Linked DNA regions of Mus musculus: region 2 is linked to region 1. The links are chromatin contacts, found by Hi-C or POLR2A ChIA-PET in ENCODE. All regions are on one chromosome and are shown on one strand. Each heading gives the region's core, a stretch centred on a gene start or an enhancer-like site at or near the end of the contact. The rest is flanking DNA. Distances are from core to core; before and after follow the strand shown. Region 1 holds the start of St3gal1 (ST3 beta-galactoside alpha-2,3-sialyltransferase 1). Region 2 holds the start of Zfat (zinc finger and AT hook domain containing).

The links. Hi-C counts contacts between places; a loop is a spot of excess contacts on that map. ChIA-PET counts read pairs that join two places held with the same protein, here RNA polymerase II (POLR2A).
Region 2: a map of T-helper 17 cell shows a loop between it and region 1 (2.9-fold over the local background). The contact joins the promoter of Zfat here to the promoter of St3gal1 in region 1. A Hi-C loop is called at or near these places in 1 of 37 maps with a recorded cell type or tissue (T-helper 17 cell). POLR2A ChIA-PET finds 5 or more read pairs at or near these places in 2 of 5 experiments (Patski and embryonic stem cell).

The regions. Positions count from the first base shown.
Region 1 is chr15:67,174,975-67,178,995 of GRCm38, reverse strand. St3gal1 (ST3 beta-galactoside alpha-2,3-sialyltransferase 1) reads left to right here and starts at 2,114. Exons shown (of 9, transcript NM_009177.4): 1 at 2,114-2,364.
Region 2 is chr15:68,256,782-68,260,802 of GRCm38, reverse strand. It overlaps Zfat (zinc finger and AT hook domain containing), which reads left to right and starts at 1,947. Exons shown (of 16, transcript NM_001145888.1): 1 at 1,947-2,135. The coding sequence starts at 2,117.

The DNA of each region.
Region 1 (4,021 bases), core at 865-3,364:
CCTTCCATTCATATAGTATTTTTCCATCTCCCTAAGTGATTCCCTATGCACTCTGCCTCCTTGCCAGAACACTACAATTAATTCATCCAGCACTCCCTTACTAGCTTCTGGACTACAGGGAGAGGACTCCAGTCAGCGGGAAGCAAGGCACAGTGTTCCTCAGCTACAGTAAGCCTCATCAAATCAAGAGGCACATGGGCAGCAGATACAGGCTTGCAAACCACAGGGCTCTTTTCTTTAACCCTGAGGTCCAGTTAGGTGACCATTTAACTTGTATTCTACTGAAAGTCACCACAGTGTGAGTATGTTCCTGCTCCAAACTGTATCTGTGGGGACCAAGGATCTAAGTGGCTCACACTAGATAGGGCTGCAAGATGTTGTGCTAGGGAGGACAGTAGCCGATGGGGATGGGATCTCTGCCTTCCTCTCACATACACACAAAAGAATGCCAGGCGCTGCAGTTTGAACAGCTTCTCAGAGAGAACACAGCTCATAGAGATGCGCCCAGTGACAAGGACCTCACCTCGTTTCTAGCATGGAAACCCAAACCAACCTAGAACAGCAGAGAAAACTACTCAGCACAGGTCATAGAACACCTTGGAGACCCCCTCCTCTCATATCCTGGTGAGGGACAGCCCAGTGGCAGATCAGACCCCAGTGAGGTTTAACTGGAAGAGTCTTGGCAATACTTCTCCCTTACCCCGCACACACAAATTATAACTTAGAGGTTTCTGTTCTTTTCCTTCCTTTTCTGGTAGTTTGTTGTTTCTTTGTCCTCCACTTCTTCCCTTTTAACAATTTCTCTTCTACTTCCTCGGAACTTACACAGTGTACCAACCCTATCTAGGCAGTCCAGAAGCAGAGTTGAAACCCACTCCTTCCTCCTTCCACAAGCTGGCTTGGATTGAGTGAGCTCTTAGATGCCAAGGGCAGTTTCAAGAGCCCTGTATCCACTTGCTCAGTACAACAACCCAAGCAAACGAACGCTGGGACCAGGGCCCTTTGCAAGGGAGTACGTGGAAACACAAACCTAGGAAACAGTGGATATGGCCCAAAGAGCCCAAGATCACACCGTAATGGAGAAGTGCCGCAAATTCGCCCCAACATTACAGCCTCATTCTAGTGAGTAAACAGCCAGGCAGCTCTGGCCTCCCCCACTGCAAAGGCTTGTCCCCAGAAGTCTCCAGAACTGAAAACGGAGAGACTCCTGCGCACACCGTCTTTCCTCTTAACATTCCACGGAAAAGTTGTAGATGAGATAGTTCCAGTGAGAGGATACCCACTGACAAACCAGATCTTAGAAATGCCTTTTAAATCCACCATTTATGATCTACGACCCACACACGTTAAATTCCGTACCCTCACTTCCCTATTAAAACAGAAAAACTTCTACCCTAACCTAAACCAAATCCCCATCCCCAGGCTGCCTTGGGGACCTTTCTAACTCTGATTCCCACTATCAGCCTTTGCTTAGCGCTGGTCTGCGAAGCTGTCTATCCATCCGCAAAGGAAAGGCCCTCGGCGGAGTAGACGGGAAGGGCGGGGATGTGGATGCTTATAGTGACCTGCTCTGCGGCTCCCAGTCCTGGCTGCACAGACACCGCAATCCCTAACCCCGCGGTGCCCCTCCCCAAGCCTACCTAAATCCCACCTCGAGTCCCACGCCCTCAGAAAAAGCGGTGGCTTTGCCTGATCGCCCTCTCTCTCCACTGCGACCCTGAATGGGGCTCTTCTGGGCACCGCCAGCCACATCCTCTCGGTGCACGCCCAACGCCTCGTCCCTCGGGTTGACCCCACGGGCTTCGAGCCTCTCGGGAGTTCTTCCCTAGCCTCGCCAGCTGTTCCCGCAGATCCCTCTCTTGAGGCAGTGATATTGTTCCCGCGCTGCCTCCTCCGGCGTCTCTCAGACGGGTCCGGCCTCCACCCAGCCCGCTGCTGTCCACGTGGCTTGGCTGAGCTATATTGAGCTTGCAGGAAGCCCCAAGCTAGAGGAAAGCCGAGCTGAGGCCGGCAGGAGGGGCGGAGGGGGGCGCCCGAGCGCCAAGGGGCGGGCGCTGGGCGGAGGAAGGGGAGGAACCTAGAGCCGAAGAGCCGTGCTGGGCGCGCCGGAGTCACGGCTGGGACCGGGCGGGCGAAAGCGACTCCTCCCCGGACGCCCCGCCTCTCACTCCCGTTACACCCGGGGGAAGGTGTTCCAGAGGCGGCTCCCATCCTCACCCCGCCTCCCTTTTCTCCGGCGCTAACCTCTGCCGGCGGAGCCCACTATGCCAGACACTTTCGACACTTTGCAAAGACAAAGAGCCCTAAACCGGAGGGAGGAGAGAGGAGGAGGCAGAGAAGGAGCGTGAGGTTTGAGCTGGCTGGGTAAGTATCCTGAACACATCTCCTTAGATACCTCTCTGAACCTCTTCAGTGCCCCCAAAGTCCGGAGTGTCTCTGGCTTTGGTAAGTACGCACCCAGCTGGTCCCTGTCCCGGTGCCCCAGGGACGGCGCCCCCTCGCGAGTTGGGGCTGGAGAAATGTTGCTTGTGTTCTCTGAGTACTGAGGTGATCGTCCCGACCCGGGCACAGAAGGGGTGGGAAAGGGACTAGAAAGGTGTAACAGTAGAAATGGGACCAAAGACCCTAGGCGCCAAGAGGGAGACACAAGGAGAGAGATCTCTGTCTCCGCCACGGTGGTCTTCTACCTGCGGGTCAGGGAGGAGACTCCAGCTCTGGGGCTCCAGGCTCTTTGGCACTTACTGGAGGAGCCTGCCGGAGCTCAGTGAAGAGCCTATGGCAGTTGTAGCAGTGGCTCCCGGAGCGGCCGTGGTGACATTGCGCCCAGCACCGCAGTGGATCCCCGCCCGGGCCGCGGGTAGGAGACTCCATCAGGCGCAGATTGTCCCCACTCTCTAGAGAAGCGGAGGTCTCGGGCTGGGACACTGGGGACGCTTGGAAAGCGTTGGTTTTCCAGACCAGAGGTCTGGACAGTGTCCGGATGGAGTCTCCCGATCAGCTGTGGGCAGGCGCGGACCCGGGAGGAGGCTGTTGGTCCCCGGGACACCTCTAATACCGCCCCGTTTCGGATCTCGGGGAGAAGTTGGAGCTTAGGACAGCACAGCAAAAAGCGGTGTGTCAGAAAGTGGGTAGATGAGGGTGGTCAAAGTGAGCGTGGCGGTGGAAAGTCTAAACTTGGAATCTGCTCCAAACCCGTTAGGCGCCGCAGCTGCCAAGAAATAATGGGACAAAAGTTAGCAAAGTCTGCATCTCTGTAGTGTGACCTGCGCAGGGCATGGTCTGCTGCTTTGATATGTGCACGGGGTGGGCAATGGTGACACCGGACAAAGCGACTTGGTTGGAGTACTATTAGCTCGGGATTCGGACCTTTGCGCAAGCAACTTTCAGCCCTCGTTTTTCTACGCGTGGGTGTTTGAGTGTGACCTTGCGGGAGGCAGCGCGGCTGAACTCGAGAAGGGGATTAAGTCTCCCGGTGCCTGCCTCGTAGTACAGGTAAAGCGTGGGGCCCTTCGCCTTGCTTCACCGTGGAGTCTCAGAAAAGGTGCCCGAACCTCCATCCATCTGCTGGAACCTGGAGTTTCTCCAGCCTTTTGCACAAGGGTCCTAGCCAGCTTCTTCCTCCAGCAGGAATTGGTGGCGCGCTCCATGAGAGACATGTGCGCGCCCAAAAGCGTGCGAGTGGGTGGGAGTTGGGATGGTCAAGCCATCTCGGAAGCTGATTGACTCCCGGAGACACTAGTGACCCTCCCCCACCCCCCACCCCCCAGGACAGGAACAAGCTCGCACAGTTGCTACATCAGGCATTTGCCAGACTTTCTCTGTGTTTAATGGGTAAAGCCTGTCCTCTCCCAGTTTACCACTGTCTCGGGTCCCCACGCTTCCATGGACTTGTGGTGAGATGGAGCGCCCACGCCTTCCTGCTGCAGGTGAGGGGCGCTCCCCAGCAGAAAGACTGCTAGGATCAGGGGACGATCTCTGCCACCGCTTCTGACTTGTAGTTGATGCTAACACTGTGCGCACT
Region 2 (4,021 bases), core at 698-3,197, 1.1 Mb before region 1:
TGAAAGTGTGAGCCACACAAGAAGGTGAGGAAGCAACTGTGGTGTCTCCATTCACAAAACTGCCTTCCGTCCCTTTCCTTACTAATTTCCTCCTTCTTGGGACCAGCCTGGGAAAAGATATGCAATAAGTCTTTTTTGAAAAAATGAGTAGATTTAAGGAAGGAATAGTGGAGAAAAATCACAGCCACCCCTCACCCCCTCAAGACCACATCTACAGTCAGTTTTTTTTTTTTTCTTCTTCTTCTTCTTAAAAAAAATTTGGCTTTACTGTTTGGGAGCCATTGAGTTTTGAGATATATGTTAACTAGCTTCATTTCCAAAACTGATTTTGGCTACAACATTCAAGAGCAATCGACCCACCTGCTAATCAATCAATAGTATTTCAGTGCTGCTTTTTAAGAAAGGCAGCCCAGCACAAAACCAGTATTGTCAGCAACCAGCACAACTCACATGTCCTGACAGAAAATTAGTGTAAATATTTGGAGTTCTAAAAAGGAAATCACATCAATGCAGCATTCTGGTTAGTTCATTTTCAAATGAAAGATGTTACTGTTCCCCTGCCACGCAGCCCTCCCTGAGGCAGAAGTTAGTGGAGGTGAAGCAACAACTTCCTGATTCTCCTCACATTGTGTCTACCGGCATCTGGTGGGTTGTGGAAAGGTGGGGCCACACACTTCATGGACTGTCTATGTGATCTCAAAAAAGCTACACAACCTTCCTGAACACCTGTCCTTTGCTCACCTGCCCACTGAAATAAAGATGTTTTTAAATATGTACTAAACAGAAGAATGAAGAATTAGACCAGTCATCTTAAGGTTCACTGCCCAAAGGCACGTCAACGTTTCTGGTTTTTGTTTTTAAAAAAGTGAACAAAATGAATGAGCTCATTCAGTCGTTCAGTAGCATTACTATGAAATCTGTGATGGGTAGGCAAAGACTAAAAGACCCAGGGGCCTTTGTGACAGGACCCTCTCTCCGCTCGGCAAACTCAGTCCATGGCAGAAAGGGGTAGCAAACAGTTATGCGCAACTGAATGTGAAGAAGTAATAAACACATGACCTCGACCTGTGGGGGTAAGAGAGAGGAACCTAGAGCTGTCTGAGGAGCACTCCAAGCTAAACACTACAGAAGGACTATACTCAGCATTTCACCAGCACTGTAAAAACAAACCAGGGCTGCCCAGACGCCGGTCATTTCCGTCCTGCTTCTTTTAACATTTTTCTCTTGTTTCTGTATGTGTGGAGTACTTTTTTACAATGGCTAATTTAAAAACCTTTCTAAAAGATAGCTTTACCAGCACAAGTACGACTGTTATTATTATATATATACTTAATTGGCCAACTCTAAAACTCATTCCCAGTTTCGAATGCTAAAAAGCTGACCAAGATAGGTAGGGATAAGGGACTTCGATGTCGGTAGAAATATATTCTATCAAAGTTACGTGGAACAGACGCTTCCTGCAGCGTGCGGAGGGGGCTCTAAGCTCCTAACATAAAAAACGGAAAGGTGGTCACTGAGCTTCCAAAAAAAAAAAAAAAAAAAAAAAAAAAAAAGATGTGCGAGGCACTGTCACTTCCAACCCGGCTCGTCCCGGACCCTGGGAGAGCCTGCCTGGGCCAACTACACCTAGTCAACCCGACCGGCAACTTGGGAAACTGAGCCCCGGAAAAGCTAGTATGCAAAGGGGCGCACTAGCCTGCCCACTCGCAGCCGTCCCCGCACGGAAGAGGATTCAGGACATTCCGGGTCCTGACTCCCACGTCCCAGGATCACAGCGTCCCGCCCCGGGCGTGGCCCAAAACAGCGCGCAGAACGCCGGGACGAGAGGCCGGCACCTAGGGTAGCCGCGAGCATGCGCACTGTGCCTTGCGTGCCGAGGGCGGTTCCCCGCGACCGACGTCGCTACGTAGGCGTCGGATCCCCGGGGAGAGGAGGGCGAAGACTCCATCCGCCATGTTGGATGCCGCAGATTCGCCATAACCTCTCCGGCTCTTTCCCTAAAAAAATCAAAATAAAGAGCGAAGTTTCCTCAGGGTGTCCGACTTTCTCGCTCAGCCCGGGAGGGAGCCGGGAAGAGCCCGAGGCTTTTTTTTTCCTCCGCCGTGGGGGCGTTGCCATGGAGACGCGGACGGCAGGTGAGCGGGGATGGGGGTTGGGGCGCGGCGGGGTGGGGGTGGGGCGCGGCGCCGCGCGGGAAACCGCTCGTGGTGTGCAGTGGGGAGGCCGCGCGCAGACTCGGGCCGGCGGAGGGATCCACGGGCGGGCGGAGCGCCGACGTCGCAGCGTTCTGCGGCCCACGTTTGGAAGCTGGCTTGATCCTGCCGCAGGAAAGAAAAAAAAGGGAGGCGGTGGAGAGCAAGCGAGGGGAGCGCCCTGCGCGCCTGGGGAGCAGTTTCCAGGGCTGTGGGCGGTGCCAGGGCGCCCGCCAGCGGCCATCCGCGGGCGTCTGGCTGCATAGGTGTTCGAGTCCCGTTGCCTGCCGCTGTTTGTGTGAGCTTTGAGTTGGCTTCTTGCTTAGTCAACAGTTTCGTAAAGTAGATGACTTCCCCTTCCCAGTGATCAACCCCGTGTTCTTAGCCAGGACGTGCTTCAAGTCCAGCCTTCTCTAGTGACCTTCAGAGGGAGCGGCCAATGAGAGAGATGGGCTTTATCACGGGTGACCCTGTCCCATGCAAGTAGTCATTTGCCTTCTGTCTTTGGCCCAGTGCTGTAGGGCATTGTCCTCGTGCGCTTGAACGAAGTGGCTCCAGGCCACTTCCTCCAGGCAGCCCTCAGACTGTCTAGCCAGAAGCTGCTTTAGCTGGTCTCATTGGAAGGGTAGACTTTTCACTTAACCCCTGGTGACTCCCCTTAACCTTAAGCTTGTGACCTCTAGCCTGTGATTGACACCAATTTAGACTCTTGGACCCTGACTTCCGAGGGTCGCTGCCAGTGTCTCCTGGTTGTTCTTAGTTGGTCATTCACTGAAGAAGAGAAAAGTTGAGAGCCCAGATTCCTGACAGTGGAGCTTTAAAGAGATCGGACTTCTGGCTTGGAAAACAATGTGAACCATATGTTTGCTTGGCCTTTGTCACTGTCCCCTGGAATTCAGACAGGCTCTTAGTAGGGGTGACCTTCTATTGAATGACTGAGTGAAGGAGCTGCTGATCATTTGTACACGTCACTGTGGTTTCCTGCTGGAGCCTGGGTCCATCCATACAGGGGACAGAAAACTCACGTTCCTGGGGCTTACCTCCACTACTCTCCACCTTTAGCTTTGGAACCTATCACTTGATCTGTGAAATTAGTGTTGGTGCTACAGAGTGGCTATAGGTCAAAGGGACACACAACAAGCCCCAAACAGGTTATCTTTCTGTTTTCCAGCCATGACAAGTGAAGAAGGCTCATAGTTTGAACAAAATGTATTTCTGTCAGCTCGTTTCTGGGAAATTTCCCGTTTTGGTGTTGGAAAGGCGGCTTTGGGTGGTAAACAGGCTGGGTGGTCATTGCCCCAGTTCCAGCTCTGTTCTGTGTGTGTTCCAGCTCTGTTCTGTGTTGGTCTCTTTTTCATGGTATCTTTTGCTTTGGGTGCAAAGGTTTCTGCTTCTTTCTTTTCCCACCTTGTAGTGTACACAACAGCTTCTCAGCTATCGCTGTCTTGAAGGAGAATCTAGTGGCTGCTCAGAGCAGGCCTAGTCAGAGTTGGGTGATTACACTGTTTCTCCTCCTCTCATTTTCTTTTATAGATGTCTCATGCATGCTGCCCCTGAAAACCTCTCTATCAAGATGGGTCAGTTTAATAGAGGGGGATTTAGCCTAATGGTTTGTCCCTTGTCACCTGTTGGGGTTGTTAAGCTTTCAGCGTGTCAAACTTTCCAGGGGCAGGTACTCCCTTCAGAGGCAGTCTCTCACTGTTCACAGCTTTGCTGGAGAGAGCCGCTCCTGAGAGACTCTGAGAGCTCCTGAGAGCTCCTGAGGCAGGGGCTGTGACCCTTGTGCTTGAGGCCCATGTGTTGTGCCTCTACCTTGCTCACACTGGTGG